3 separate regions of the Homo sapiens genome follow, and all the other regions are linked to region 2. Evidence: chromatin loops called from intact Hi-C (ENCODE). Cell type or tissue: ascending aorta. All regions are shown on one strand. Links, peaks and the distances in the headings refer to the core of each region. The heading gives the core; the rest is flanking DNA. Region 1 overlaps GLDC (glycine decarboxylase). Region 2 holds the start of BRD10 (bromodomain containing 10). Region 3 holds the start of IL33 (interleukin 33).

Region 1 (10,498 bases), core at 2,216-7,215, 560 kb after region 2:
TGAAACTCTGTTTCTACTAAAAATACAAAAATTAGCCGGGCGTGGTGGCGCATGCCTGTAATCCCAGCTACTCAGGAGGCTGAGGCACAAGAATCGCTTGAACCCAGGAGGCAGAGGTTGCAATGAGCCGAGATTGGGCCATTGCACTCCAGCCTGGGGAACAGGGCGAGACTCCATCTCAAAAAAAAAAAAAAAATTCTATTCCCCAACCAAGATGAAAGCCTGGAAAGACACACCTGTGGAATCAGGATGAACTATGCAAGGGAAGGAGGGAAAAAAATGTTCCTTCGTTTCCCCTGTTATGAAAGGGAAGTGAAACACTTTCAGCATTCTTTATTGCAAATTCCAGGCAACTAGCCATAAGTAACCTTCCAGTGGTAATAAAACCAGAAATGGACTAAGATCGGGCCACTACCACTCCACCCTACTTACTTAGCCAGCCAGCACCACCCTATCCCCTTTGTCTGCAACTCTCTAGTATCAGCAGATGCTTTTGCCCTGCTCTCGGCTCCTAGGCGATGCTCCTATTAAGGACTTCCGCCCCACAGCTCAGTACAAACTCTAGCATAGCACTGGCCATCAAAATGAAGGAACCAGGAACACAGGCCTCCTCTGGCACAAGCTGAGGCCTGAGTTAGGCCACTGCTACAGGCACTGCCCCTGGGGGGAGCGAGTGGTGTCCATTAGTACCTGCTGGTCCCCACAGTGGTCCCCAAGAGGCGATTGGGATCCTGGAGACCAGGTTCTCATATCCAAAGCAAACATTGAAGCAGGACCGTGAACTCTGCTTTATGCCTTTTTTGGTGCTTGAAGTTGAGAATCATCTAATGGAGAATTTATTTATTCAACAAATATTGTTTGAGCATACTATGACCAGAACCGGGCTTCAGCACAACAGGGGTTACTGAAGAATTAAAGCATGGTCTCTGCCCTTCATCCAGGCCCAGGGCCGGGGCTGAGCCAAGGAGAGGATGCTTGCAATGGCAACATTCCTGCCCTCTTCCTCCCTCTGCTCCCTAGAGAGCAGTTCCACAGCCAACTGGCTGACGTTTGCATTCTGGGTTTGAGCAAGTCTTTTATCTCTGAATGTTTTTCCTCAAAATGGTCAAGTGGGATGTCTTGGAAGCAAGGATCATAATGGCTAGTTCACAGAAATTTGTTTCTTGACTATATGTTCCCTCATCTGCTTCCAAGAAGGCTTGGAGGGAGTGTCCCACAGAAGGGACCCTGAGAGCCAGGACCTCTGTGCCCCATGGTGAGCAAGCGCCACCTCCTGCCATACTCACCGTTCTGTGCCCCTCTCCTTTCTGGTTTAAGTAGGCTCGGATAGTGGCCAGTCCAGCATATTCTCCCTGGGCTCCGCTTGCAAAGACAAGAAGAAAGGGATCACGGTTAGGTCTTCTGGCTTTCATTTACTCATTCAATATTTATTGGGCCCTGGCCAGGGGTTCACCAGCACGTGACACATGGTCACTGTCCAGACGCTGAGAGAAGCTCATCAAGGAGCTCTGCTGGAGTCAAAAGGTCTTGAACAATCAAAACAATCAAAGCAACAGCATCCAGTTTGTGCACTACAGCTCAACCACTCCTACCCAAAGATGGAGCTTTCTATATCCTTGCTCAGGACCACGCATTGAAAATAGCCTTTTGTTATTATGAAAAATTTCAAAACTATACCAAAATACAGTGAAGAACAAAAGGAACTACGACGTGTGTGTCAGCCAGCTGTAACAATTTGGTTTACGGTCAATCTTGTTTCCTATTATATTTCTCACTAACCACTTTCATGCTGAACTATATATTTTGAAGCAAACTTCAAACATCCTATCATCAGTTCAAATGTCAATATGCAGCCTTCAAAGATAAGTATTGTTTTTAAAAATATAACTACAGGCCGGGTGCAATGGCTCATGCCTGTAATCCTAGCACTTTGGGGGGCCGATGTGGGCAGAGCATTCGAGCTCAGAAGTTCAAGATCAGCCTGGGCAGCATGGCGGAACAGTGTCTCCACTAAAAGTACAAAAAATTAGCCTGGTGTGATAGCATGCATCTGTAGTACCAGCTACTGGGCAGGCTGACATGGAAGGATCACTGGAGTCTGTGAGGCGGAGACTGCAGTAAGCCGAGATGGTGCCACTGCACTCCAACCTGGGTGACAGAGTGAGATCCCGTCTCAAAAAATAAATAAATAACTACAAACACAATTGTCACACCTAGAACAATGAACTTCAGTTTTTTCCTTTTTTTTTCCCTTTTCTTTCCCCCTTTAAATGGGTAATGTGTCAACATCTTAACAAGGTTTAAGGAAGACACACCTATGAGGTGAAAACAAATCATCACTCTATAATTTCTTAGTATTACCAAATATCGAGTCAAGGGCCTGATCAGCCCCAAAAGAATGAGGCACTTTTAATGTGACACCATTCCTGGCAGTCTCAGGTTCGGCTCTCCCAGGCCCCGGATGCAGATGGCTGTTAGGGGCTGGCCATCCTCATCTCAACGGTCCTGGAAGGCACCACTTTCAGGGCATATGCCATGACTAACATTCCGGTGAGCAATGCTGACTCAATCGTAGACTGTTATTTCATGTTCCCAGTACCCTGTGCAGGAAGGGAAGGGAAATGAGTAATAGATGTATCAGTCCCATTCAAAATGTGTATGTCTGCGAAGCTGAAGGCAAAAATTAAATACTAAAAAAAGATACAAAAATTTAAACTTTAAACAAATGAAAATTTAAAAATAAAATAACTTTTTTTAATGTTACCCACAGAAAATCGGTAAGAATTTTAAAAAATGTGTATGTTCTCCATGCCATCACCCCCATTTTGCACACAAAGAAACTGAGGTCTGAGTGCTACATGCCAAATGGCCAACAGTGACAGATGAAGACTTGGGTGTGGAGTCAGCCTGCCTCCCAGAGCTACGGGCTCCCTTTGCAAGCAGTGCTGCTCTTCTGAGCACACTGTGCTCTCCAAGGACGGAGAGTTGTGGGAGCAAATGCTGATTTTCTTTCTAGCAGAAGTCTTGTCTGATTGATAGAACTGGGGGGTTTAGCTAAAATAAAAAATAAAAAAAAAAAGAAAGAAAAGAAGAAAGAAAGCCTGTCTTACAAGACCTGAGTCACCCCGTTCCTCGTCACCCGCACTGAGTCAGCTGCAGCTATCTCCGCTCTCTTCCAAGAAGAAAGGCAAAGACTGCTCTTCTGTTTTCCTGGCTTCTGAAAAACAAGTCCTAGCCTATTTGAGGTTTTTTCATTTTGAGGACAAGAAAATGAATATGCCGTGCTTCAGGAAACCACTCACATCACAAGTAACTTCATCTCCCTGTGCCTATGTGCCTGAGAGATGTGTAAAATGGGGATAGTAACAGTACCCATCACACAGGGCAGATGTGATGTGTAGTGAGATCATCAAGGTCAAATGCTTCTCAGCCAAATCCTGCCCATTCTTCAACTGGCTACAACTCTCTGCAAAGCCTTCCCTAAAGCCACCAATCCAGCTCTGTCACTTCCTCAGAGAGGCCTTCCCTGAAGGCAAGAATTTTGTCAACCTTGTTCACAATTGTATTCTCTATTCCAAGAACACTGACATAAAAAATATTTGATAGATTGATTAAAGAAATAATCCTCTACCTCCTCCAAATTATCATAGCATTTTACTCTACAATCTTATCTGACATTAATATCCTATACATGTACTGGACATAGAAAATTATTACCGATTTCACATTTACTTTGTATGCCTGTCTTATCTCAATTAGAGCATAAGCTCTGACAGTAGGGTCTAATTCTCAGAGTTCTGTATATTCTTCAACAGGGAATATATAGAACAGTACTCTGCATGTAGTAGTTCTGCAATAAGTATTTAGTAAATATTTTAAAAATTGAATTCCTCCAGCACAGGCAATCAATATGAATGTCATCCTTTCCCCTACAGTAAGGAACCTCAAGAAAAACATTTTATATTTACCCCTATGTTTTTCTCATGAATTCTATTCATCTGACTTTCTTGAAAGGCCAATCAAGGTGTAGACTAGGAATGAAGGAAGAAGCAGATTACTGGCTATGAGCCAGTAGTGTAGGAGAAAGACTATATGCTAAAGACTTGATCAGAAATGCTGGATTTCTCTCTCTCTCTCTCTCTCTGGCCTTAAACATCTATAAAAATCAGCTATGTTTCAACCCAAAAAGTGCAAATGATATATTCAAATGTGACACAAGGATTACTACTGGGGCATTAGTAAAACAAATTGTTAGTGCCACCTGTTGGTAGAAAAGTCTTATGAAAAATAATTGCTTATCTACATAACCCAGACTAAGCAACCATCAACAAACTATTATATATGGAGGACAGGCTAGGTCAGTGCTTTTCTGACATCTGTTTAAAATGAAGTAGTGAATGGTCTGGAGCTGCAGGGCTGGCCAGTGAACGGGGAGCCTCAGAAACACCAAGTTTATGTGAGCACAGCTTAAACTGTCCTAGAAAAACAAGGCCCTCCATGCCGGGCGTGGTGGCTCACACCTGTAATCCTAACACTTTGGGAGGCCAAGGTGGGCGGATCACCTGAGATCAGGAGTTCGAGACCAGCCTGGCCAACATGGTGAAACCCCATTTCTACTAAACATACAAAAAATTAGCCGGGCGTGGTGGTGCATGCCTGTAATCCAGACTACTTGGGAGGCTGAAGTGGGAGAATCACTTGAACCTGGGAGGTGGAGGTTGCAGTGATCCGAGATCACACCACTGCACTGCAGCCTGGGCCACAGAGTGAGACTCCACCTCAAGAAAAAAAAGAAGAAAAGAAAAACAAGACCCTCCAGTGTATGGCATTTACTCAGGCTGATTAAGGAGCTGCTGCTTAATGCAGAATGGGGAAATTGAGCAGACAACTTCTTCCAAAACTCAGATTCATTCTACAAAGAATCCACAAGAAATTCAATAGACCAGAAAAAGTAGAACAACTGAATAACAGGTATAAGAGCCCACAAGGTGAAAACAGCTGGAGTTGATGGAATTCAACAGTATTGTGATGACTATAACCCAGGCCCTTTCAGTATCAGTGTATCATCACAGGTGTGCAAGTTCAGGAGCAATACTCAATGTAAACTTAAAAAAAAAAAGAATTTGTAGATGACATGGCAGAGATAGGGTGAGGGTGATAGTTCAGAAGAGCTAAAAGTTCCTTTGCCAAGGTTGGAACGGGAGTTCAAAGAAAAAACAAATTTTAAAGATTTTAAAAATTAATTTATCTTTCCCTTTACTAAGAACCCTAGCCAAACATACTGAGAATTAGAAATGGATGTTGTGCCGGGCGTGGTGGCTCACTCCTGTAATCCCAGCACTTTGGGAGGCCGAGGTGGGTGGATCACAAGGTCAGGAGTTCGAGACCAGCCTGGATAATATGGTGAAACCCCATCTCTACTAAAAGTACAAAAATTAGCTGGGTGTGGTGGTGGGCACCTTTAGTCCCAGGTACTCAGGGAGCTGAGGCGGGAGAATTGCTTGAACCCGGGAGGCGGAGGTTGCAGCGAGCTGAGATCGCACCACTGCACTCTAGCCTGGGCAACAGAGTGAGACTCCATCACAAAAACAAACAAACAAAAAGAAATGGATGTTGCAGACCAGGCACAGTGCCTCATGCCTGCATGCCTGTAATCACAGCACGTTGGGAGGCCGAGGCGAGCGGATTACCTGCAGTTAGAAGATCGAGACCAGCCTGGCGAACATGGCAAAACCCTGTCTCTACTAAAAATACAAAAATTAGCCAGGTGTGGTGGTGTGCATCTGTAATCCCAGCTACTTGGGAGGCTGAGGCAGGAGAATCGCTTAAAGCAAGGAGGTGGAGGCTGCAGTGATGTAAGATCGCGCCACTGCACTCCAGCCTGGGCCACAGAGTGAGACTCAGGCTCATGGCCGGGGGGATTAAAAAACATCGTGGCTAACTTTATAGACACCATAAGCAATTTCTCAGATGGTGACTGCTTTGGAATATTTGGACATGGGTCACTGTAGCTGCATGCTTTTTATATATGCAAAAAGTAACATGAAACCCATTTTGCAAGACTGCAGAATGCACTAAAGTAATAATTTATGGTGAACACCAGCAGTCACCAAAACTCCCACTGAATCACATTGTAATTATATGGAGAAAACAGTATTTGTGTTCTCAAATAGAATGTTGTATTTTTATACAAGTCAAAAGATGTTAAAAATGTGCCATAAGAAAAGACCACGCTGTGGATTCTAAAGTTTTAAAAATTATAGTACCAAGAAATTAAGATTTATATATTTTTGAATTACTAAATATCTAGATTGACCATATCTATTTTTGTTTTAATTTTCCCTAAATATTCTGAAAATCATTTTATAGTTTTTAACACACCATCATAGTTTGTGCACGGATGGCCACCTTTAGTGTGTGATTTCAGTGAAGTTCCCATTGAAGTTATTTATAAGCAGTGGACCTATTTTACTTCTTATATTTGAACTTCTTAAGAAGTTTCTTGACCAGGCATGGTGGCTCATGCCTGTAATCCCAGCACTTTGGGAGGCTGAGACGGGCAGATCACCTGAGGTCAGGAGTTCGAGACCAACCTGGCCAACATGGCGAAACTTCGTCTCTACTAAAAATACAAAAATTAGCTGGGCGTTGTGGCAGGTGCCTGTAATCCTAGCTACTCAGGAGGGTGAGACAAGAGAATCACTTGAACCCAGCAGGTGGAGGTTCCAGTGAGCTGAGATCGCACCACTGCACTCCAGCCTGCGCAACAAGAGCAAAACTCTGTCTCAAAAAAAAAAAAAAAAAAAGTTTCTCGGGGTATGTTTTTAAAAAAAATATTTTATTACATTTAAAATGATACCTTTTCATGAAAAATATTTATTTTATGAGTGATAAATTATAAGTTTAAATATGAGGTGAATTTGTTCCCTTCAACTACCTATAATATCTATAGCATCCAGCATACAGCCCTTTGTACAAAATGTAACATTTAGAAGCTAAAATATACATCATCCTCCCCCAAAATAATGATTTTCTTATAGACACAAGCAAGATTATTCTAAAATGCATATGTAAAGGCAAAGTAACTGGAATAGCTACTTTTTTTAAAAAAAAAAGAAAGAAACTGGCACAAATCAGTTCATCTGATGGCAAGGCTTATTAACAGTAGCCCCCTCTTATCTGCAGGAAATATCTTCCGGGACACCCAGTGGGTGCCTGAAACCATGGATGGCACCCAAACCCAGGTGTACTACGATTTTTCCTATACATACATACCTATGATAAAATCTAACTTATAAATTAGGCACAGTTACAGATTAACAACAATAACTAAGAATAAATAGAACAATTACACCACCATACCAGTATCACTACTCTTGTGCTTTGGGTACACTACTAAATAAAATAAGGGTTCCTTGCAATGAGACATTGCAGTGAGATCGTGCCACTGTACGATTTCACTGTTCCTTGAAAGCGCTGTGATAACATAGCAGTTGATCTGGTAACCAAGGCAGCTACTAAGTGACTGATGGGTGGGTAGCATATACACAGTGGATATGCTGGACAAAGGGCTGATTTACATCCCAGGTGGGATGGAACAAGATGCTGCAGGGTTTCATCACACTATTTAGAATGGTGTACAATTTAAAACTTAGGATGAATTGCTTATTTCTCAAATTTTCCATTTAATATTTTTGAGCCAGTTGACCATGGGTAACTGAAACTGCAAATAAGTGGGGACTATCATATATAGCTACAATAATCAAGCCTATGTACACAGAGATCACACATAGATCAATGGAATAGAATATAGAATCCAGAAATAGATCCAAACAAATATACCCAACTATTTTTGACAAAGTTGCAAAAGTAATTCAATGGAGGAAAGATCGCCTTTTCAATAAATGGAACTGAAACACTTAGACATCCATAGGCACAATCTAAGTCTCACAGCTTATATAAAAATCACCTGTAAATGGATCATGGACTTAAATGTAAAACATAAAACTATGAAATTTCTGGGAAAAACAAAAAACAGAATAAAAATTGTTGGGATCTAGGGTAGATTTGAAACCCAAAGCACAATTCATAAAAGAAAAAAATTGATAAATTGAACTCCATCATAATTAAAAACTTTTTGCTCCCATTAGGGTTACAAGGACAAGCTACAGAACGGGAGAAAGTATCTGCAAACTACCATAGCCAACGAGCAGTAAGTACAAATGCAATTCAGAAAATGATGCTGGGAAAATGACATGTGGACATGCTGTCAATGTGCTTAAAAGTACGAAGGAGGGTTACATTAGGATGTTGAAAATCAACTGGGTTTTCATTGGTGCTGAGTTTAGAGGTGTGTGTGGGAATGCAGAGCCTTTCAGTGGCTTTATTATCTGGGGGAATTCCCTCTTTTGTGTGAGTCTATGGGAGAGACACGGTCCTACACTCCCCTATGAAAGCAAAAAGGATTAGACATTCCCAGTCACTAAACACTAATAAGACATGGAGGTGTGAAACATCCTGTGCAATACTCCAGCCAGGACATTATGAATCTGGATGGACAGACCAAAGGAATGGGACAGTTCCATATTTCCCACAGTGAAGATGGTGACTCTTCGCATGGTGAGACTCCATTTTCTTCTCTGCTGCCAGCCTTTCTTGGGTCTTACTCACTGCTGAAGTCTAATTCTCCAGCTTTTCCATCAACTCTGTGAACTGCCCAATAACTTCCCTGTAAATTATTTTTCTGCTGAAGTTAATGCAAGCCATTTTCTGTTGTTTGCAAACAGGAGCCCTTAGGTGGCACATACTGTTAAATGTTTCCTACAACAAGATCATGTTAAAGTCACTCATTCCCAGGCAGATCTCACAAACAGGTATTTCCTGCAGCCACCCGGGAGTTTCTCTCACCTCTAATATCAAAGTTGTTTTTTATTTGCTGCCCTTTTCAAAGCTGTCTGGCTCCAAGCAAATTATTCCTCTGGATCCCATCTGTCACGTGGACATAATGCTATCTATTTCACAGGTGAACTTAAAATTTTTATGATAGAATACATTTATGTGGGCCAGGCATGGTGGCTCACGCCTGTAATCCCAGCTACTAGGGAGGCTGAGACACAAGAATCGCTGTAATCCCAGCACTTTGGGAGGCTGAGGCAGGTGGAGGCAGGTGGATCACCTGAGGTCAGGAGTTCAAGATCAGCCTGGCCAACATGGAGAAACCCTGTCTCTAATAAAAATACAAAAATTAGCCAGGTGTGGTGGCACACACCTGTAATCCCAGCTACTTGGGAAGCTGAGACACAAGAATCGCTTGAGCCCGGCAGGCAGACGTTGCAGTGAGCTGAGATCGTGCCACTGTACTCCAGCCTGGGCAACAGAGCAAGACTCTATCTTAAAAAATAAATAAATAAAAGAATACATTTATGTGATTTTTTAAAAAAAAATCCATCATCAGTGCAGAAGGGTTATAAAGCAAAAGAAGAAGAAAAAAGCGACCCCCATCCATCCTACCCAGTGTCACCCCCCAGAAGGAAATACTTCACAGTTGCTTGTGATACGTAAGGGTTTGGTGTTGGACATCTTTGATGTCAGACTCCCCTCATCCAAACTCTCCTTTACGTTGAGAAACAAAAACGATGCAAGTGAAACATCAGCTAAGAAACCGATACGGTAAAAATGATGGCAGTAAAGTGATCCTAACAACCACTGTCGAAATGACCCACTTCAGTTCATGGCACCTTCAGAGGACCACTCTCAAGAAAATAAGGGAAAAATGGGTGCAGATTCCTATCTACCAGGTGGAAAAAACAGGTGACTAACAATTTAACAGTACAAATACCTTGCAAACGGTATGATTTTAACCAGTGAAACTCCATGTACTGCATGTCTCAAGTACCCTAACGTTAGCCAGGTCTCTATCTCTATGGATTTAAAATCAAAACCCCTCAACACAACACTCTGTAATGTTCTTACCAATCTGTATCAATTTGACATAAGTTTAGTTCCATAATTAACCTTTGCTATCTAGTCAAAAAACGTAGATAAATCAGCTGGTATCAGAAGAGCGCCTCAGAGCAGTGGTTCTCACGCTCAGTCTAGTTCCCAGACAATAGAAAGCATCAACATCACCTGGGAACTTGTTAGAAATGCAAATTCAGGCCAGAACTTCGGGAGGCAGATCACCTGAGGTCAGGAGTTCAAGACCAGCCTGGCCAACACAGTGAAACCCCATCTCTACTAAAAATCAAAAATTAGCTGGGCGTGGTGGCGGGTGCCTGTAATTCCAGCTACTTGGGAGGCCGAGACAGAAGGATGGCTTGAACCTGGGAGGTGGAGGTTGCAGTGAGCTGAGATTATGCCACTGCACTCCAGCCTGGGCGACACAGCAAGACTCCGTCTCAAAAAAAAAAACAAAGAAAAGAAAAAAAAAGAAAAGAAATGCAAATTCATAGGCTCCACTCCACGAATACTGAATCAGAAATTCTGGGGTGCAGTCCAA
Region 2 (10,498 bases), core at 2,706-7,705:
ACTTTCAAAATATGTTACCGCCTTTGAAAAAGGCAATATACACACCAGTAGCCCAATTTGGAATTCATTCTGAGAATTAATCAGCTTTTGGAAACTGAAAGAGCAGACCTGAATTTTAGTCCTACTTCTCTTGAAAATATATATAGATAATATAAAAATCATAAATATTTATAAATTATTTATAGATTACATGCATTGCTGCTTTAAGCATCACAAAAAGCAAACAAAAAGATATTTCAAAAGGTAAAATAATAACAGAACATACTTAAGTCCTAATATTTTCTTCTCTCACCCCAGTGGGTCATCCTGTCTACTTCCTGAGATGCTGAGACTACTCTGGAAACCACAGTGAAGCATACAGAAGTATTTGTAGTTTCCAGAAATACTATGCTGTTTCATGCCTTGCACTCACTGTAGTTCAGCATTCGGAATGCCCCAGTTAAACCTTCCTAAAAAGTTCAGTAGTAATATTCAACTCCTTCAAGAATCAATTCAAATATAAACACCTCTATGATAGACTAGTCTCTTTCTCTTCCTTACCTCGTCTCACTTGTCATCCCCACATTCACCCCTTCCGCTTCAGATTTATGTCATCTTCCTTTAAATTCCTCTTGTACTTTGTTCATATATCCATTACAGAATTATTCTATTTTTAAGTAACTGTTTCCCTACTCAACTACAAACCACTTAAGGGCAGGGAACTTATCTTTTGATCTCAGGGACATGAATGCCTAATTCTAGAAGATACTTAAATACTTGCACAATTATTCTACCCTAACACCCTCATTATACAGATAAGGAAACTGAGATTCAAGTTATATGCTGTGTCCAGGGTACTAATGCTATTGGGCTGCTCTCTAATGAGAATGTGGTATCCTCTTTACCTAATATACCTCATTTATTGCTCACTAGAAAGCTCAGCAGTATAGGGAACGGCTTTAAAGTCTCTTTACACTTTGAAAATAAGTTCCTTTAGTGTCTTACAAATATATTCCAGAAGTCAACGGAAAATTCAAATAATATCTAAGTGATTCATTGGTTTCATTTCTAAAATACCATATACCACTTTGAGATATTTACAAATAAGCTATGAGTCATCTATATGCTGAAAATCACACTCCCATGAACACTCTATAGAATATTGTTTTGAAACATCTATATACCTTAGTTGCATTTCAAACAGTTGTGACCTATGCTTTTCTCAAAGTTGTGCCCATTGGAAGCAGTTAGTAATGACTCAGATTTTAGGCTAGAAGAACTGATGTCCTAGTATCCACAAGTGTGGTCTCGCAAACCTGATGTGTTTGCATACATCAAATACAAAAAAGCGAGGGACTCCAACTTTAATTAACTATTTGAGGTCATACTACTTTTTGCTACTAAAATAGCAAGAATTTTACCTCTACTGGCCTAAGAATGTCAGAAATACATTATTTTTATAAACTACAATGTTGTAAGTTTAATTTCTAAATATGGATACTATTAGATCACATGGGAATATAAGTATTCTGAGCATTAACGACTGAGAATGATGATTCTAAGCATTTAGAAATTTACCTTTATGTAGTTTCTTAGTCTGCTCTTTTTTAAGACTAAGAAATGTTTATTATAGGCCGGGCGCGGTGGCTAGGGCCTGTAATCCCAGCACTTTGGGAGGCCGAGGCGGGCGGATCACCTGAGGTCAGGAGCTTGAGACCAGCCTGGCCAACATGGCGAAACCCCATCTCTACCAAAAATACGAAGATTAGCCGGGCGCGGTGACAACTAACCCCAGCTACTCGGGACGCTGAGGCACGAGTATCGCTTGAACCCGGGAGGCGGAGGTTGCAGTGAGCTGAGATCACGCCACTGGACTCCAGCCTGGGCTACAGAGGGAGACTCAGAGAAAATAAAATAAATAAATAAATGTTTATTACACACAGAGCTTTTGAAAACACCAGTAATTCAAACCCATATGCTATCTCTTAGCACTTTCATTCAGTCATTCTCTTGCCTCATTCTAAATCATTATTCCCACATCTGATAGATTAGATGAACTCTAAGGTTCTTCCAGGTCTAAAATCTTGTGACATCAATCAGGAGGATACTTCATAACTTCAAAATAATAACGTGAATGGATTGTTTTTTATGTGAGTCACAGCAATAATGCACTGTGGAGACAAGGGTAACAAACACACTACAGAAATACAAAATTACTAAAGTATTAAAAGTAATTTACAAAGCAAATATGTGAATAATTATTCTATTACTAAATAATCCTACTCTATGAAAGGATTCAAGAAGAGGTTCCTTAAAGAGAGCTCACTTAACGAAGACAGGCACTATGTTAACTGTTTTTGGTGAAAAAAATCACCGTTAGTCTTGAAAATGGCATATGGGAAGCCAATGACAAAGGTTACTTTTAAATTACAGTGACAAATCAAGAACCAAAAAATTAACACAATTTCTAGGAGCTATTCTGTAAGAGCACAAGTATAATGCCGTTTCAGATATGAAGTATACACTCATATTATTCAACGACTGCTACTACTTACATTAAAATGGCTAACACTTATACTTGGCTAACTATGGGAGCAGCACTGTTGATTTCACATTTATTAACTCATTAAATCCTCAAAGCAACTCTATGAGAGAAGTACTATTATTATCCCCGCTTGATAGATGAGGAAACTGAGGCCAAAAAGGTTAAGTGACTTGCTCAACTTAAATTCACTCTAATAGTAAACAGTCAAACTACTATTCCACTTCAACTACCAATACCAAAAACATTGAATTTTTCCACTCCCGAAAAATTTAAACTTTAGAAATTAACTTGGCTGACACAGACTATACAATTATTATAAAACAATACATTCATTTTAGTATCCTCCTCTTGTGTTAAATAATTGGATATATGGGTGGCGGATACCAAGAGCACAGTATCATCTGACTTGCCTATGATTTCTGGTAGAATAAACATAAATGTATAAACTTTAAAAAATGTGTGTTGATGCATTCCCTATTATTGCAAAAATTGGGTGTCCTCAGATGAAACGGAGAGAAAAGATCAGTAGTATGCAAAAGTAACCATTAACCATTTAGTAACACTCCATAAATCTTCGATGACCGACATGGGTAGTAAATGATAAAATTATTTTTTAATGGTTTAAGACACCTTTTTACATAAGCCAAAATTATTTTTCTAGAGATATTTCATCCTAAACGCTGTTTTAAATGTCATGCTAAAACTGTCTAAAAGTTGCAGGTCCAACTTCCATCCCACAAAAACTGTTCCTCTGCCTACACGTGCAATTCTTCCTACGGGACCCATTCCATTTTACATCTGCAAACTATACCCAGCTCTTCAGCGCTGCAGACTCGGGTTTCCTTCTCAGTCTACGCGCAAGCCGGGTTCGGCCCACACCCACCACACCCCTCCGGTCCCCGCCCAGCGCCGCTCCTCCTCCCGGGCTTCTCCAGCACCGACTCAGCACCTATCAGCGCCGCCCCCAGGCCCCTGGCCCAGCCCATCCTCGGGCACGTGTGAGTGTGTGTTTGTGTCAGTCTGTCAGTCCCACCGGGGACCGGGCTCGCTTACCGAGAGAGAAGCGCTAACTTCTGCTCCAGCATCATCTCCAGCTTCTGGCCCTGTTTGGAGATCCAGTGGTCCACTCCGTGCAGGCGGTAGCACGTCTCCAGCATCAACCTGAAGTCCGCCACGAACTCGGTGATGCCCCCGTACTGGCCGCTGGCGAACTTCTCTTCCATCTGCAGCAGACACATGCCCTGTCCGGGCTGCTGCGGGAAGGCGCGACCGCCCCGGCCCCCGCTGCGCGGCCCTTCCGCCACCTCCTCCTCCGCGGTGGCAACGCCCCCCAAGGGCTGCAGAAAGGGGGCGGTGAGGCCCCGGTGCTTCTCCTGCAGGAACTCGCCCAGGATGCGGTAGCCCTGCTGTAGCTCGTAGGTCAGCTCCTGCTCCTTGCAGCAACCGCCTCCGATCACCATCGCCTCCATCTCTTCCTCCTGATCGTCCGCGTCCTCCAGCGAGGAGGCACTCCTTCCGTGGGCCGGCCCTGAGGTCTGGGCCGCCGCTGCCACCTCCTCCTCGTCGTCCTCTCCTTCGGCCGCCGGTGGCGGCCGCTCTTCCTCCCCAGCCGGCTCCATCGCTCCCGGCGTCCCGGGCACACTCATGCCCCGGCAGGCCTAGGCTGGGCGGTGTGGAACAGCCGCTCGAGGTGCTGGGGGACGCGTGAGCGCGAGCCGCTTCCTCACGGCTCGGCCGCGGCGCGTAGCCCCCGCCACATCGGGCCTGGCTCTCCTCAGCCGCCGGCTCGGCTCGGTGCGCGCGGGGGTCTTGAGCTCACCGCCGGCGGGGCGGGGTTACATGGCGCGCGAGGAGGGGGGAGAGAAGAGGAGAGCCTAGGTGCCCTCCTCTCCCCTCCCCCCCGGCGGCGGCGCGCGCACGGCCCTCGCCGGCCTCACCCCTCCGCACCCCGCCCGCCTGCTCTTCACCGGCCAGGCCCTGCCGGGTCGCCGCGGCCTCGGCGCCCCACCCCCTCCCGGGCCAGCGGGGGGCTGGGAGGGGGCGAGGAGGAAGGGGGTTCTCCTCTCCCCTCCCCGGAGGGGGCCGCAGCGGCGGCTCCGGCTCCTCCTCTCCCTCACACCCCCTCCCGCCCCCCTCTACCTGCGGGGGACACGGGCAGAAGGAGGCGGTGCACGGACGGGGCCCGGCGACAACTGTCAGTTAGAAGCCCCGCTGGGCGGTGAGGGGGGAGAAAGGGGAGGGGCAGGGAGAGAAGGGGGAGGGCACTCAGCCCCCCGGCTGGGAAGAGCTGTGGAGAGAAGCAAAGAAAGAGGCCCTGTCGCCATCCCCGGTGCGCATGCGTAGTAGAACAATTCCCCCCTCCCCCCCCGCCACCATCGTGCCCCGCCCCGCTACGCAAAAGGAAGAGCTTCGGCTCAGCTACAGGCCCAGAAGCCTGCTAGGGTTGCGCGGACCAATGATGTAATCAATCGTAGGCCAATCGAACATGTTGATGGAGGGGGAAGCAAGGCGCCTGCGCAGCTTAATTCGCTACCGCCTGGGAAGGTGGCCAAAAGGCTTTTTTTAAAGCAAGTGCTTCAAGAGGAAACTTCTTTTGCAAGACCCGTGTTAGCCCCCCAAACTAAAATTAAAGTTGCTAGATAACCTTTGTTAATGGCAAATGAATAGTGAGAAAGCGCAAAATGTAAATCTTCTCTACTATAAAATTTACATTCTGTTCCCACCCTTTCTCCCTTGTGACTGCGGGTCTTCTATATATAACCAGAATTTTGAGAAGTTTAGAAAGAAAGTTTAAGGACTCGACCATACGTTCACATGCAGAAGAAAAGGAAGTGATTTTTAGAACCCCAGCTCTTAACATCAATTCATATTTTGGAACTAATTCCATGTTTTCAGTTACAAATTTCCACCCTCCCGATTCTTGAGATCTGTTAAGAATAAAGAGAATGGAACCTCATTTAAACAAATTCTTGGGACTGAAAACAGTCAAAATAGTTCATGTCTGAGTTGTACAGCATTAAACAGTTGTTTGCATGGGCTGATAATCTCACTACATTTTACAATTACTGTTTAATGACTAAAAAGTGGACTCATCATTCACATTGGTTTACATGTTACTTAAAATTAGTTGGGAGGTAGGAATTCATGGTTCCATAAAGCAAATACTACTATTTCCTCATGTTCTATTTGAAAGACGCACATATTATTTTTTCTAGGTACACAGAACCCTCGTTAAAACCTAGAATTACCTAAACACAAAAACAAAATTACAGAAATCATGCATTTTAAAAGTAAAATGTGTATAACTAAATGATTAGGATACTCTGACTCTTGCAATTGTTTACTTCTCATTAATGTGAACTTTAAAGCAGTGATAAAATTTTTTTTTAACCTCAAAGCTGTTTTTGTCCAGTAAGTTAAGTATCACTCTTAAGTAAAATAGTGAAGCGGGAACGCTCTGTTAGGGTATTCACACTGTCCTCCACACATACCTTTTATCTAGTATTCGAGGTCTCCTCTCATCAGACATTTGTAATATATAACGCATTTACAGGGTTCTCTCCCCTCAGAGAAGAGTCTGTGGACTCTGAAGAGTCCACAGAACCTCAGCTCACAGAAAGAAAAATGCAGGGATCAGTCTTACTTCAGCACCTGGCAACCAAAACGTGTGTCTGACTAGACATTCCTCCTTTCTTTCGACAAAGCCCAGGAATCTGAAGCCCAACGTACCCAAGCAAACATCCTCTACTCCTCTTTAGTCATCAGCTCTATTTCATGACTCTTGGACAATATTAGCTTACATTATTGAACCCTGTGCCACTAAGCACTTTATATTCATTGTCTCCTTTAATCTCACAACAAGCCTATCAGCTAGGTATTAACCTTATTTTTCAGATGAGGAAACTGCCTCTTAGTTTAAGAAAGTTGTTAAACAAAGTTAAAATCTAGGTCTGTCATACTTCAAAAACTCCAGGTGCCTAATTCCAAGTCATCTGGCAGAATTTCTAATTCCTCATACATAAAAGTGTAGGGAATTGCTAGAAATGTTGATAAAGGGTTTCTTAATTAAGATTATATAAAAGAGAAAGGTGTGGGTGAGTAGAAGGAACCTCAACTCTAGGTTATGAAGAGGTCAAGATGATAGCAACTTAACTATAATGAAAGTAGGATCGGGTCCTTGATCTTAAAAAAGAAACTCTATTACACAAGAAATATGGGCTGGGCACGGTGGCTGACACCTGTAATCCCTGCACTTTGGGAGGCTGAGGTGGACAGATCACCTGAGGTCAGGAGTTCTAGACCAGCCTGGCTAACATGGTGAAACCCCGTTTCTACTAAGAATACAAAAAATTAGCTGGGAGTGGTGGTGCGCACCTGTAATCCCAGCTACTCGGGAAGCTGAGGCAGAATTGCTTGAACCTGGGAGGCGGAGGTTGCAGTGAGCCGAGATCGTGCCATTGCACTCCAGCTTGGGCAACAAGAGCAAAACTACATCTCAAAACAAACAAACAAAACAAGAAATATGTTGGTTGTAGGTATGTAGGTAAATTAGAAAATATAGGTAAGTGAGGAGAAAATTTGCCACTTAATCCTACCACCTAGAGAAAACCTCTATTAATACTTTGAGGTGGGATTTTTCTATTCATTCTTCTATACTTTATTTATCTTAAATATACTAAAAATTGTGATCATACTATACATAATGTCCTTAATTTTCCTTTTTCCCCCATTAGTAATAATTACATGGAATGGACAGAATTGCATATCTAAAATCTCAACTTTATATTCTTGTCAACAATAGCCTAAATAGCCTGCCAATATGAATGAGTAGGGAATGGATTGGGAAAATTCTAAAGTAAAAGAAGTTCCAGACACAATAGAGGTACAAACAACAACAGCAATAACAGCTACAATTTATTGAGCACTTACTAGGTCTTAAATATTTGCTAAATACATACACAGTACTCACAATAGCCCCAGGAAATTATAGATGTATTTAAGTTTTGGATCAATGAGTAATCGTTAGCTGAGTAGAAAGCTCTTTTCTACCCTACAATAAGCTCGACATTAAAGACTGACATTCCAATTAATATAATTAACCCTGGACTTATAGAACTGTTTTCTCATAATAATGCACATCTACTGCTAAATGACTACTCTCAAAGTTGTTTTCTTTTTCATGTTCAAAGAAAATTACATTTCTTTCCTTTCACTTTTCCAATAGAATACTCTTCAGTTCTACTCTAGAATCTCTTAGGAAATTATTTGAAATAGAAATCAATTTAAGCCCTATAACTAGAGCTTTTTCTCTTGTTGAGCTGCTTTGCAGGGAGAAAATGGCATACATATACAAAATAATACTCTGCTGAAACACATAACACTGACTCCCAAGAATACTGCTTACTTACTCTTTGTCAAACACTGTTACATGCTACCAATATTAGATGTATCAGGACTCCCTTTTCAGTAACTATGGTTCTTGGAGTCCTGGATAACTTAAAAAAATAGAGACCTGTCTGGCTAAAGAAATTTAAAAGTTCTCTAACTCTCAACCAGACACCTTGGGAACTACAATATGGATATGTCCTACCCAGTTCCCAGGAGTACATTATGAAGAAGTTCATATACATCCCACATCCACTGCAGTATCTCAAAACTCTCCTAGTAACAGCATCCTCCCATCACCACAAATACCAAGAGTATTAATTAAAGAGGGACAAGCCTGCCACTATATCCTTCACTCACAATTCCAAAGATGTTTGTCCTGGAAATTCTATCTTATTTTTGTGAGCTCTTAGCATATTGTGATAGCATGACATCTTCACATCAAGTATACTGCTTGGCTAGCATCAATAATAGTTCAAACAAATAGCAACAATTTATATACTTTACATCAACTAGGGGAAAGGTGACAAACATTGTTTAAGACAGTTTGAAGCACAGGTTATCACCAAGGTCTGTGTTTGGAAGATAAAACATGCGAGATAAACAGAGGACTAACACTGATTAATTCTGGAGAAACATGGAGAAGAACTATAAACTGCTTAGCAGGGAGAAAACAGTTCTCTGATTTATAATAAAATCTATTCACAACACTTATTTGTAGTTACTTTTATAATAGATAATATTCAAGTTATATTAAAGTGCTTCAAGCAAAATTTAGCAACTCCTGTAAGGCTTCCTGCTGTTCATCATCAAGTTGTGATACACATTCCAACCATAAATCTTCAGAAGTCTGTACCTGACGCACGACATTAGCTAGGCGTTTGGCACAAGGATCCTCATAGTTAATAGTCTCATTAATTTTTCCTTCTGCAATTATACTGATTATTTTGGGAAGATTGGAATTATTTGGACCAATTACAACTGGGTGGTTACTTTCAATTAGGTCACAGAGAAAACTCAAAGTCTGAATAGCTTCCTCTTTATCTTCATGCAGTGGAAGCCATGATAACCAGTGTGGAAGAACTTCATCTACATTTACACAGTTAGGCTTAAACTTCAAAATCTTCCCTATTGCTGAGATACAGTTCTCTGTAGCAATGACATTTTTTTTGGTTTTGGAATTTGCACACTTAATAACTTTTACCAGAAGTGGAACAGCTTCTGAACATAAAGAACGATAATCATCTCCACCAAACTGTGCCATGACACCCAGGCCATAAGCAGCAGCTTGCCTGACTTCAGGGTTGTTATCTCGCATATTTAGTAGCATTGGCCACCGAAAATATTCTACATATTTAAATGAAGTTGGACTGCAGTGCTCTATGATGTCATCAAATATGCACAATCCCCACTGTCTGTCTGGCCATGGCCTACTTGAACAAATTAGATTTACAATTAATGGAAGTAGTTGTTCAAACCATGGTAAAATCTTTTCCTTATAAGTACTAAATAATGAGTGCAAAATATCTGATACTTTGGTCAGAATATAAACATCACATTCATCCTCATCTTGCAGAGACATCTCAACCTGTTGATCATAGTTTTCTTCCTGTCTTTTCACCTGTCTCAATTCTTGGTTTTTAAAGTGCCCTTCAAGTTTTGCTTTCAGTATTCCTCCCAGTTCTTCCAAGTGTTCATCATTAAGGCAACCATCTCCCATAACTTCAATGGACTTTGCAAAAGAATTCATTATTTCTGAGAGCACATCTGTATCTGGTTCAGTACCAATAGCCTTGATTAAGGGGTCACATATGAATTGCCACATCTGTGCAAGATACTCTGGGCCACGAATTCTTGCACATTCCAGGAGAAAAGGCATGGACTCTGCTGCTGCCACTCGAACATTGTCATGGAAATAAAATTTCAGTAAAGGAACCATCAGCTTCACAACTTGTTCTGTATATTCCACAAACCCTTCCCTTAACTCCTTAGCATAGTAAACCAACATTTGGCAAGCAGTTGCTTTTGCTTCAAGTCCTGAAGTTTTAATTCCAAAACTCTGCTGGTCTCCAAGATTTACAAATTGCCAGCCATCATCGTCACTCATATTTTCCACATCCTGTGTGTCTAAGAGAGCAACATCAGGTTTAGCTGAAGCAGTCTTAATAAGAGGCTCGATAACCAGTGGAAGGTACTGTTGAAAATCTTTTCCAAGAATTTTACACATTCTAGCCCATGCTGAAACCATGTAAGAGGTCTGAGGGTCATCATCTTCCATATTATTTAAGTCTGATTGTGTCTTCAACAACAGCTGCATCACATTTGATGCATCTTGCATAAATTTTTCCTTCCCAACAGCAAGACCAATATGGCTAATGCACTCGATAGTTTTTCCTCTCAGAAGCTTGAGTTCCTTCTGAACAGCAAGCTCAACAATGTGCTTTAGTGAGGGCATGAATATATCATAATATGGGACAAATTTTTCTTCTATTGTATCTGCAACTGATGCAATGGTTGTCACAAGTTGTTCCAAAGCCAACTTAGTTCCATTCCGAATCAACTCTTGAAGTTTAATCACCAAGACGGAAT
Region 3 (10,498 bases), core at 2,354-7,353, 210 kb after region 2:
TTCAGGCCTACCATTTGGGTTCACCTTCCTCCATGTGAAGTATACCCTTTAAATTTTCATTTTTTAAGGTCTGTTGGTAGCAAAACATCAATTTGAACTTTCTTCCTTTGGGAATAAAATTGTGCAACCAGATCAAGTATATGTCTATGAGTCAGCAAAATTTTAGACAGTCACCCATATACCTTGCATCTACCCTGAAAGGAGGAAGTTAATAAGGCAGATTTGGGATTTGGGAAGTAGTGGGGTTAGGGATGAAGAACTATAAAAGTCACAAAACCTGGGGTAACCATATCTCAGTGTTTTCCTATTATTCTGGTCAAATGATTAATAACATTCTTTTCATTCTCAAAAATTTATGATTCAGATAACAAATTATACGATTACTAGAATAAAGTCTGTATGACCTAACCCTTAGTCGTCCTGCCTTCTAGAGCCATGCTTTCATCTTCATTCAACTAGCTACTTGAATAGCATGGAGTAACTTGTGGCAGTCCAATATTACCATTGAGTACAACCAGAAAGGCAGATCAGGAGAGAGCTGCTGAAGCACGAAGGATGAGGGGCTAAGATTCCATGGAGAGATTAGCTAACAGTAGTTAGCTACTTTTTAATAGTTACGAGAGCATTGGCCAAGGCAGGGAATCTGTATTTTACCAAGGTAGGAGGTCACTGCCAGGAGACAGAGAAATCACTGTTGATCGGTGTTGTGGGAATGAAGAGACAAAATTGGAAATTGGAAGGGCCAGGCCCCCAGCAAGAAGAGAGGGCTGGAGAACTGAACCTACATATAATGAGTTTCCTCTTCAAAACACTTGCCGAATTACGCAGCTGCATGGGGGCAAAGGCAAAAAAAAAAAAAAAAAAAAAAAAAATCAGCCTCTTAAAAGCAGAGCTGTGGTTTTAGCAGCCTTTTTGGTTTTGTTCTTGTTTCATAAAAAGTCAAGAGTTATAGTTCATGACTGCTGGGAGAAAATTGAATAATTTTTAGAAATTGTTTCATCCAGGCCAGACACAGTGGCTCACGCCTGTAATCCCAGCACTTTGGGAGGCCAAGGGGGGCAGATCACGAGGTCAGGAGATCGAGACCATCCTGGCTAACACAGTGAAACCCCGTCTCTACTACAAAATACAAAAAATTAGCCGGGCATGGTGGCGGGCGCCTGTAGTCCCAGCTACTCAGGAGGCTGAGGCAGGAGAATAGTGTGAACCTGGGAGGCGGAGCTTGAAGTGAGCTGAGATCACGCCACTGCACTCCAGCCTGGGCGACGGAGCGAGACTCCATCTCAAAATAAATAAATAAATAAATAAATAATTGTTTTATCCAAAAAAGAGCATAAGCCAGGGGGACAAAATAGCAGAGAAAAAAAGTAAGATAGTAGAAGCAAATTCAAATATATCAATAATTACAATAGATGTTCCAGTTCAAAGACAAATTATTGTCAAACTGGGAAAAAAAACCAGTATACTACTTATATGTGACACATCTTTAATGTAAGGACACAGAAAGTTTGAAAGAAAAAAGATGAAAAGAGATACACTATGTGAATACTAACCAAAAGAATGTTTGCAAAGCTCTGCTAATGGAGAAAGCAGACAAATGGACAAAGCAGACTTTAAGGCATGAAGCATAATTAGAGATAAAAAGAGAAATTTTTGAAATAATGAAGGAGGGTTCAATATACATAATAAAGATACATTATTCATCCTTTGTAATTTCCTCAGTATTTGCAAGAATTCCCAGAGTAGAGTATGCTAATATTCCCTTGGCTGTTACTTGTCACCCCTCCCTCCTATTTATTGCACACAGCTCAATTCCTGATTCATTCTTGTCATGTTGGCATCCTGTCCGCTTGCTTCACTGCTTTATCCAAAGGGCAGACATAGCCATCTTTCTTCATTACTCACAAATGCAACACTATGGCTTGTAGCAGATGATTGCTCAGGTTTGGGGATGATTAAAGGGGATTACTGCACAGAAAATGAAACAACTTTAAACAAGATAACAGAGTTCCTTAGTTGTTTTTTCCAAAGGGGACTCCATCATAGTCACATTTTCCCAAGCCTGGTCAGCCATCTGTTGCTGTCTCATTTTCTCTTTCCCCTGGATTCCAGAACCCTAACATTCTATCCTTCAACATGCCATGAGAAAAACTAAAAAATTCCTATTTCATTTTACAGTAAACTTTTTTCTGCTGCCCCTTTGTTTCAAGGTCACCCTTCTAATCTTGTAGATTGAATGGATGTAGAGGCTTGCTAGGGTAACAGTCCATCACAATATCCTTCTAAGTACAGCAGCAGTCTTCCTTCCAATGTGTGATCTTAGGATGTGGAATCAGTCCAAGTCTTAAAAGAGCATTACTTCATCCCTTTATTTTCTGCTACAGATGCCAAACGAGATGGAGAGAGGGTGAGTAGGAGCAAAATTTCTCATGAGGTAAGAAGAACAACTTCTCATGGGATCTATAGTACAGGATTTGCTTTTGTGATAAAGTATTATCTTCTGCGAGATTTTTGAGATGAATAGAAAGAAAAGATGAACAGTGGGGAGCAGGAAAGCCCGTCAGATATGTTGGAATACAGAGTATTTCAGAGCTTTTATTTGCAGACGAGCTGCTTATTACTGATAGGCCAAAGGGGGTCGCAAATTTCTATTATAAAGGAATTTGGAAGAATACACTGATCTCTTAATGAAGTTTGTAAATTAAGAAGCCAACGGCCAAAAGTGAATATATAAATGGCAACAGAATTTCAAAATGGACAGTGCTGAAGTTGAAGTTTAGGAGTTCAACTCCAAAGAGAGCCAAAACATAAAGTTTAGGGGCAGAAGAAGAATCATAATTGCTGGTTTAAAATATTCAGATGGAGGGAGGACGCAGAAAGTAGTGAGCCTTAGATGTTGACAGAATTGTAACTCTGTTGGCTCTTTACATGAGATTTCAAGCCTGCTAAAATCTCACCCGCCCAGATCTCCCTTCTAAGGCAATTTGGGTCTCTGCCAAACTTTGGCTAATAAAAAGAGTCTACAGACTCCTCCGAACACAGAGCTGCAGCTCTTCAGGGAAGAAATCAAAACAAGATCACAAGGTAAGACTGAATATTCTGGGAGATTTTTAGTCAGATTTTGCAAAGTTAAACCTTGGGAACCATGGAGAACTGTGTTTTTTTTTTTTTCCTGAAAAATAAATGATAAGGCCAATTTGTTATTATTGCTAATAGCAGTAAAAGTCAATGACAATAGCTGTTACTAACTTATAATTCCATTTGCTTTCCTTTGGGTGATTTGTAAAATTAATAAATTGCTGAAAGAGATTGTAATAGTTTTTATAGTAAATTCTGCCCCCTCCATGAAACTTTATTTTATTTTATTTTATGTTTTTTAAGAGATGGGATCTTGCTCTGTAGCGCAGGCTGGAGCACAGTGGCGTGATCCTAGCTCACTGCAGCCTCCAATTCCTGGGCTCAAGCAATCATCCCATCTCAGCTTCCCAAGCAGCTGGAACTACAGGCACACGCCACTATGCCTGGGTAATTTTTTTAGTTTATGTAGAGATAGGGTCTTTGCTTTGTTGCCAGGCTGGAAACTTTATAAAGCAAGTTGATAATTCTACTTCTAACTCCTAATGCTTACTCAAGACAAACATGCTTGCAATTGTTTACAAGTGGTTTTCAGTAAAAGGGGGACATCACTAAGTGTGGTGGTTCAAGCCTGTAATCCCAACACTTTGGGAGGCCGAGGTGGGTGAATCGCCTGAGGTCAGGAGTTTGCAGCCAGCCTGGCCAAGAGGATGAAACCCTGTCTCTACTAAAAATACAAAAACAAACAAACAAAACTAGCTGGGTGTGGTGGTGGGCACCTGTAATCCCAGCTACTCGGGAGGCTAAGGCAGGAGAATCGCTTGAACCCAGGAGGTGGAGGTTGCAGTGAGGCAAGATCATGCCATTACACTCCAGCCTGGGTAACAAGAGCTAAATGTCATCTCCAAAAAAAATGATGGAAACTTTGAATAAAAAATAGCTTCACAAAGAGGATTAGAGATGCACTAAATGAAGTAGTTTGGAATTGTTCTTTAGTTCTTTTTTCTTAATGGGACCTGACCCTGGACTTTAATCTCTGATCTGCACAGACAAAACCAATTCACTGAAACCATGGCATGGCAGTGAAGAGTTTAATTGACACAGGGCCAGCCAGCCATGCCACAGAGGATTCAAAGTTATTATTCAAATCTCCCCAAAAATTTGGAGGCTAGGGTTTTTCAAGGTTAGTTTGATGGGCAAAGGGCTTAGGGGAATAGGTGCTGCTGATTGGTTGGGAATAAAATCACAGGCATGTGAAAAATGGTCCTCGTGTATGCACTGAGTCTATTTCTGGGTGGGAGCCACAGAGTAGTCACTGGTCATCAGAAATGCAAAAGCCTGAACAGACATCTCTGAAGGTCAATCTTAGCTTATACAATAGTGATGTTATTTACAGTAGTCACTGGGGAAGTTGCAAATCTTGTGACCTCCAGAATCATGGCTAGTAATCATTTTACTATGCCTACATCTTAGCAGAATTCAGGACCCTCTCAAACTCCTAACTTGGTGGTCTTTCATTATTTTTACCAAGGTGGTTTACTTTTGGTGAAGGGTTATTATCATTTAAACCATACCCTAAATTTCTCCCAAAGTTAGCTTGGCCCAAGCCCAGGAATGACCAAAGGCAATATGGAAGTTAAAAGCATGATGGGGGTTGGTTATGTCAGATCTCCTTCACTGTCATAATTTTCTCACTGTTATTTCTCACTGTCAGTTTCAAATACAAGAATTGAGAGGTACCACCCCCTCAAAAATAAACTTTTGTGGAAAAACAAGGAATTGATACCCTAAGTGGAGAAATTCAAAAGCTCATCAGTTTTGCTACTATTCTTCATTTACAGACTTTCCTTTGAAGATTGTTTTCTTTTCTTTATTCCTTGCTTTCTGCCTCCTCACAATTTTCTCTGCCTTTTCTTTCCACACATGAATATATGCCTCCAGACTATTTTAATTAAGAAAATAGCACAAATCCAAAAGTATGTCCTGTGGCTGCATACAAGTCAGAGACTTGAGAGTGAAGTGTCTAGGGCAAAGACCCGTATTTCCTCCTCTGCACTGTGCTTCTCCCGCTGAAGCATCCTTCTGTGCCACACTGGGGTCCTATACTGTTTCCAACAGTCTTACTTATTGCTTCTCAAATTTGTCTTTTGAATACTTAATGCTCCTCTTTTGATTTCCACCCAGAAAATGTACCTCTCTGAGTTCAGAAAACTTCAGAATCCTCTATTTCCCAAAGTTTAGGGTGATTGAACTGAATCACACAGCTCGGTATTGTCTGAAACAGTTAAGAACTTCTAGCACAAGCATCGCACTTTCCTCAGCTCATATTTCACATTTTCTCCATTCTTCTCTGAAAGGATCCTGGACCTTCTACCAATCTTTGATTGGTTACTTCATAATTGATTTCTTAAGTAACCTAGATGTTTATCTCTTTCACATCATTGTTTAGCTTACAGTATCTACAGCCAGAAAGCACCTCTTTCCCTTTCCCATTTATAGAGAGAAAAGAATCCTGAGGCAAACTTTCACTTAGGGATTGAAATAGCCAGAACTGAAAACAATGGAAGAGATTGAGAAACAGGAAATGTCACTCTTGGCCAGGGTTTCCCAGTGATTAAGGAAATAGAGCTTACAACTAACTTCGGGGAAATAGGCATGAAATTCAATTGTGAAAAGTTAAGCTCCATCAGGGAATTAAATCATTACAGGGAAATACTGAAGAAGGGTCAGCATTGAGATAATATATATATGCATATATATATATACACATATATATTCTCCCTATATATATATTTTTTCTCCCTATACATATGTCCCCATATATATATCCCCATATATATATGTTCTCCATATATATATATGTTCTCCATATATATATATGTTCTCCATATATATATATGTTCTCCATATATATATATGTTCTCCATATATATATATGTTCTCCATATATATATATGTTCTCCATATATATATATGTTCTCCATATATATATGTTCTCCATATATATATATGTTCTCCATATATATATATGTTCTCCATATATATATATGTTCTCCATATATATATATATATATATATATATATATATATATATATATATGTCTACATCAGAAAATTTATATGTCAGTAAATCTGATACCATAAGGGTTTTTCTGGAGATGTCAGTCAGACTGTGCCAAAATCAATGTATCTTTCATTCAAGTTGAAATTTTGGCAAACATGGTGGAAATCAAGAGGTTCATTGGAATTCACCTTCTTTGTATCTCAGTTTGTAGCAGGAACATTTAGAAACATTAAGACCAAATATAAACTCCTGAAACAGCAGAAAGAAAGGGACCTTAATTCTATCAACAACAAAATGATTGGGTTGGGTTCAAGAACTTCAGGAAATCATGGTAGAACGTCTAATCTCTTCGGTTTCCTGTAGATTCTCTGGTGCTGATGTCTGCAAGCAAAAGTAACTTTTAAGGGGACACAACCTTAGTGGGCCTCAAAAAGTTCAGGCAAAGTTCAGTATGCAGGGAGTGGTAAGGGGGAGTGAGGAATTGGGGGCGCTTCCTCCCTATAGCGGACTCCTGGCACATGCTGCTCATGTTATTATCGGTAGATTACAGTATACCTACGAAGGTATTTATTTTTGTTTTGTATTTTTTAAGTGAAGAGTGCAGTATAGCATAATAGTAAAGACACAAATTTTTAGAGGCAGTCAGGCCTCCAGTCCATCATCCATCATTGACCAGCTGTGTAATTTTGGATCTTACTTAACTTTCCTGAGCCTGAATTTTTTTCTCTTGTGTAAAATGTGAAACAAACAAGCAACAAAATCCCACTCAAGACAGGTGTTGTGATGGGTAAAACAAGTTAGAAGCAGTCATCAAAGGTAATTTATTAATCACTGACCATTTACTAAAAGTGAGACATTTATCTTCCACATTATCCCTCACAGCACCTCTGTGAGGTAAATATTATCTCCATTTATGAAATTGAGACAGTGGGATTTGAAAAGATTTTAATACTAACCCAAAATCATAAAGTCAGTAAATTTCAGATCAGAGATTAAAGTCCAGGGTCAGGTCCCATTAAGAAAAAAGAACTAAAGAACAATTCCAAACTACTTCATTTAGTGCATCTCTAATCCTCTTTGTGAAGCTATTTTCTTATTCAAAGTTTCCATCATTTTCAAATATGAAAATATTGATGAAGTGACATTAAAACCTTCTGTCTATTTCCTTCAGGGCTACATTCACCTTTTGCCCTAGGGAAAGAGTTCCTGCCAGCCATTGTTCTCTTCTGTAACTTTTTTTTGCCATTCCCATTGCTATTTCCAGAACTAAGAAGTTCACCCACAAACTTGGCTGAGCGCTTTACTTTTAATCAGCACCCAGTTTACATCTAATTCCCCTCCACTTTGAACATTCCATAAATTAAATGATTGTCATAATTTTCCCTAGCCATATTAGTGCATCTGAGACCTTTTGCAATGGTAAGAATGTTTTGCTCATTATTTCCGACATAGTTCCTAGCAAAGATTCAATATTTCCTTAGAGTTTAACAGAACTTCATAGTTTTGTGTGTCTGCTGTGCTCAAATCTCAGCCACTCTAACTTCTTAGCCTGCTGGCTTATTACTGGCAATTGTTTAAGAAATGCTATTTAAGCTGTTTGTAATTTCTTTTTAGGGGACTATATGCTTTTCTCCACTTGTTCTTTTCTTTGGAGAATTATTAGACCCAAACATGAACTTCCTCAAATCTGAATTTATTAGTTCCAAAGTTTTTCCTCCCTAAATTTTATTTTTCCATTATCTCTTATACATATATATTATTTGTCCACATTCTTTAGCAATCCTGTTTAACAATACTTGATCAGTAGTCAGCATAACTGCTTCATATTTGTAAATTATTGTTATTGTTATTATTATTATTATTTATTTTTGAGACAGAGTCTGTCACCCAAGCTGGAGAGCAGTAGCTCGATCACAACTCACTGCAGCCTTGACATCCGGGGCTCAGGCTATCCTCCCACCTCAGCCTCCTAAGTAGCTGAGACCACAGCCATGTGCTGCCTCACCTGGCTAATTTTTTTACATTTTGTAGAAATGAGGTCTCACTATGTTGCCCAGGATGATCTCAAACTCCTGGGCTTAAGTAATCCTCCTGCCTCAGCCTCTCAAAGTGCTGGGATTACAGGTGTGAGCCACTGTACCTGACCCATAATTGTTAAGTTTCCTTTAGTAATATTTCATTCTAAACTTTTGAACAAGTTTCAGGCACAGAAATAAGTACCAATATTCATTCTGATGTAATTTGGTGACTATCTCCAGCTTCCTGTTTTTTCCCCCATAAGAAAAAAGGTCCATATTACCTGCACGTATGGTGGCATTATTTTTTCTTCACTGACTTATTCAAGAGCCATATGGTTTGTGGAAACTTAATCACAATTGTCAGTATGTGGTGGTCATTTAATATAAAAAATTAGATGCTATTAACTCAAAGGAGTATAAGCTGTTTTACAAAAAATGTTTGGAGGATACCGTGCCTAGGACCTGACAGGTAATGCTTACATCTGGCTGTCCAATTATTACTACTTTCCATTATGTCAAGTGGAAGAATTTCTGCTCAGTGCTATAAGGCCCATGAAAGCAGATTCAACATTTAGAAGCATTAAGGTCATTTGCACTGTGATGTGACAGAAAAAAATATTTTTAAGTCTTTATATTTCTTAATTCATAAAAGTATAAAACTTAGAAGTCTATTATTTTGTCAGCATCCAATTTTTTTCTAGGCATTTATGGCAAAAGCTGGTAAAAGAGCATCTGGGTTTAGACCCGTTGGTTCTCCTTACTATCTAGGTGGAACCATGCAGCAACTAGTAACCTCTAGAATGGCAGTTCGCTGTACATATTTTATGAAAAGTGTCTTGGCAAAGGAAAGGCTACCAATTATATTTATTTCTCTGTGCATCAGTGGGTACACTCAAGAAGAAGTCATATCTGTCCAGAGTGGGAAAATAATTTAGCCTTATCTTTGGGGAGAAGAGAGGTGTTTAACAGAGTCTTTTCATTTTAGTAGCTTTCACACTAAGCCCAGCTACCAGGTAAGTAAGGCTGAGCCAACTAAGAATTCCACAGAGAAATAATGAAGTCAGCAATTTGGGGAATAGCTGGAGTAGCCCACAAAGGAGGCAAAGTGAAAAGCTTGTCATACCATGGTGGTCAAGCTTCCAGACCTTTGAGTTGCATTTTTAGATCACCGCACAAGGCAGTTCTGTTAAAACTTTATGGAAATGAAATATCCAGGGTGCAGATTGTGGCTTATTTTATTCAGATAAATGACCAGGAAGTTTCATATCTATGAGAAGAAAGCCTCTGTACTCTTCAGTTTTAAATGGCTTGTAATAATCAAATTTAATTTCATCTAACAATGTTGTGTGTTAGCAGGCAGCCATTTGGTTGTACAATAAAATCTCATGCTTTCTACCCAGGTGATATTCAAAATATTTAATAGCTGGCATGGCATTAGCAAAGAGAAATAAGAAAGGAACCAGCCTTGCAGCATACCAGCTAAATACCAGCATTGAGAGGGACTCTCATTTTGGCTTTTGACTATGCCAGCTAAGTTGAATGGTGTGGCAGTGAAAGTGTTGTGGAATATATTACATGCTTTACAAAACTTTTCATAACCTGTTCTATAATATCAGTTATTTCTGTCGCTATTCAATAAGCATATCTCAAACATGAGAAAAAAAGCCTGCAAAAGTTATGCTTTCTGTAACTTTAGTCTTGGCACAAGGAAAAACTTTCACATATTTTTTGTTTTAGTCAAATTGTCACAATTTAGCACATGGAATCCCCTTTATACTAGCCAACTTGTTCTTTTAAAATATAACCACAGAATTTTAAATAATGCATTCCTGCTTTCAGGCAGCAATTTCTTTTTAATTTTGAAAGTGTTGATGTTGTATTAACTGATTTTTTTTTTACTTGGTAGCTACATTTGTTCCTGGAGAATAGGGAACAGTTGACTTTATGAGTAGAATGTTAACTGAAGATTGATTTTCTTTCTTTCAAGCTTTTTAATTCAGAAATATATCATACACATAAACTAATATGTGGAACGCATATGTAAGTGTAAGTTCTGGAGAAAAATAATAAAACAAATACCTGTGTATTTATCATCCAGTTTAAAAAATAGAATATTCCTTATACCTTTGAAGGCTCCTCTGTGTCACTACCTAATTGCATCTCCTTTGGTTTCCCCCAGAGGTAACAACCAAGAATTTGTGTTTATTTTTCCTTCCTTTACTTTAGAATTTTATGAAGTTTGATTTTCAAAGTCTTGGCAATTCATTTCATTTTGTCACTATTTGTCCCACAATGACTTAAGGCATGATTTACATGTATATGATATTCATAATCATTTTAT

Evidence for each region. Peaks named below come from ENCODE experiments on the same cell type or tissue, not always from the same donor. Only the 100,000 strongest peaks of a DNase experiment are listed, where the experiment ranks them.
Region 1: it touches region 2 in a loop (2.7-fold over the local background); 3 of 110 quality-filtered maps call a loop at or near these places.
Region 3: it touches region 2 in a loop (4-fold over the local background); 2 of 110 quality-filtered maps call a loop at or near these places.

The regions. Positions count from the first base shown.
Region 1 is chr9:6,564,068-6,574,565 of GRCh38, forward strand. GLDC (glycine decarboxylase) reads right to left here. Exons shown (of 25, transcript NM_000170.3): 16 at 1,287-1,362. Among named protein-coding and RNA genes, the nearest start is that of GLDC, 76 kb to the right of the region's middle. RefSeq lists an enhancer at 2,131-3,330. In ascending aorta, for the core only: CTCF peaks have their summits at 4,270 (motif pointing left) and 4,478; DNase peaks (open chromatin) are centred at 2,504 and 3,146; H3K4me3 peaks cover 347 bases; H3K27ac peaks cover 1,686 bases.
Region 2 is chr9:6,003,618-6,014,115 of GRCh38, forward strand. It overlaps BRD10 (bromodomain containing 10), which reads right to left and starts at 4,865. Exons shown (of 8, transcript NM_001017969.3): 1 at 3,578-4,865. The coding sequence starts at 4,170. It overlaps RANBP6 (RAN binding protein 6), which reads right to left. Exons shown (of 1, transcript NM_012416.4): 1 at 7,408-10,498. The coding sequence ends at 8,673. It overlaps MIR4665 (microRNA 4665), which reads left to right and starts at 4,209; the gene lies at 4,209-4,287. RefSeq lists silencers at 3,333-3,392, 3,783-3,942, 4,133-4,362, 4,413-4,932 and enhancers at 3,533-3,762, 3,894-4,395, 4,396-4,895. In ascending aorta, for the core only: no CTCF peak of the experiment used is centred there; DNase peaks (open chromatin) are centred at 3,474, 3,914, 4,374 and 4,914; H3K4me3 peaks cover 2,956 bases; H3K27ac peaks cover 2,382 bases.
Region 3 is chr9:6,212,769-6,223,266 of GRCh38, forward strand. IL33 (interleukin 33) reads left to right here and starts at 3,039. Exons shown (of 8, transcript NM_033439.4): 1 at 3,039-3,084. In ascending aorta, for the core only: no CTCF peak of the experiment used is centred there; no DNase peak of the experiment used is centred there; H3K4me3 peaks cover 3,457 bases; H3K27ac peaks cover 4,788 bases.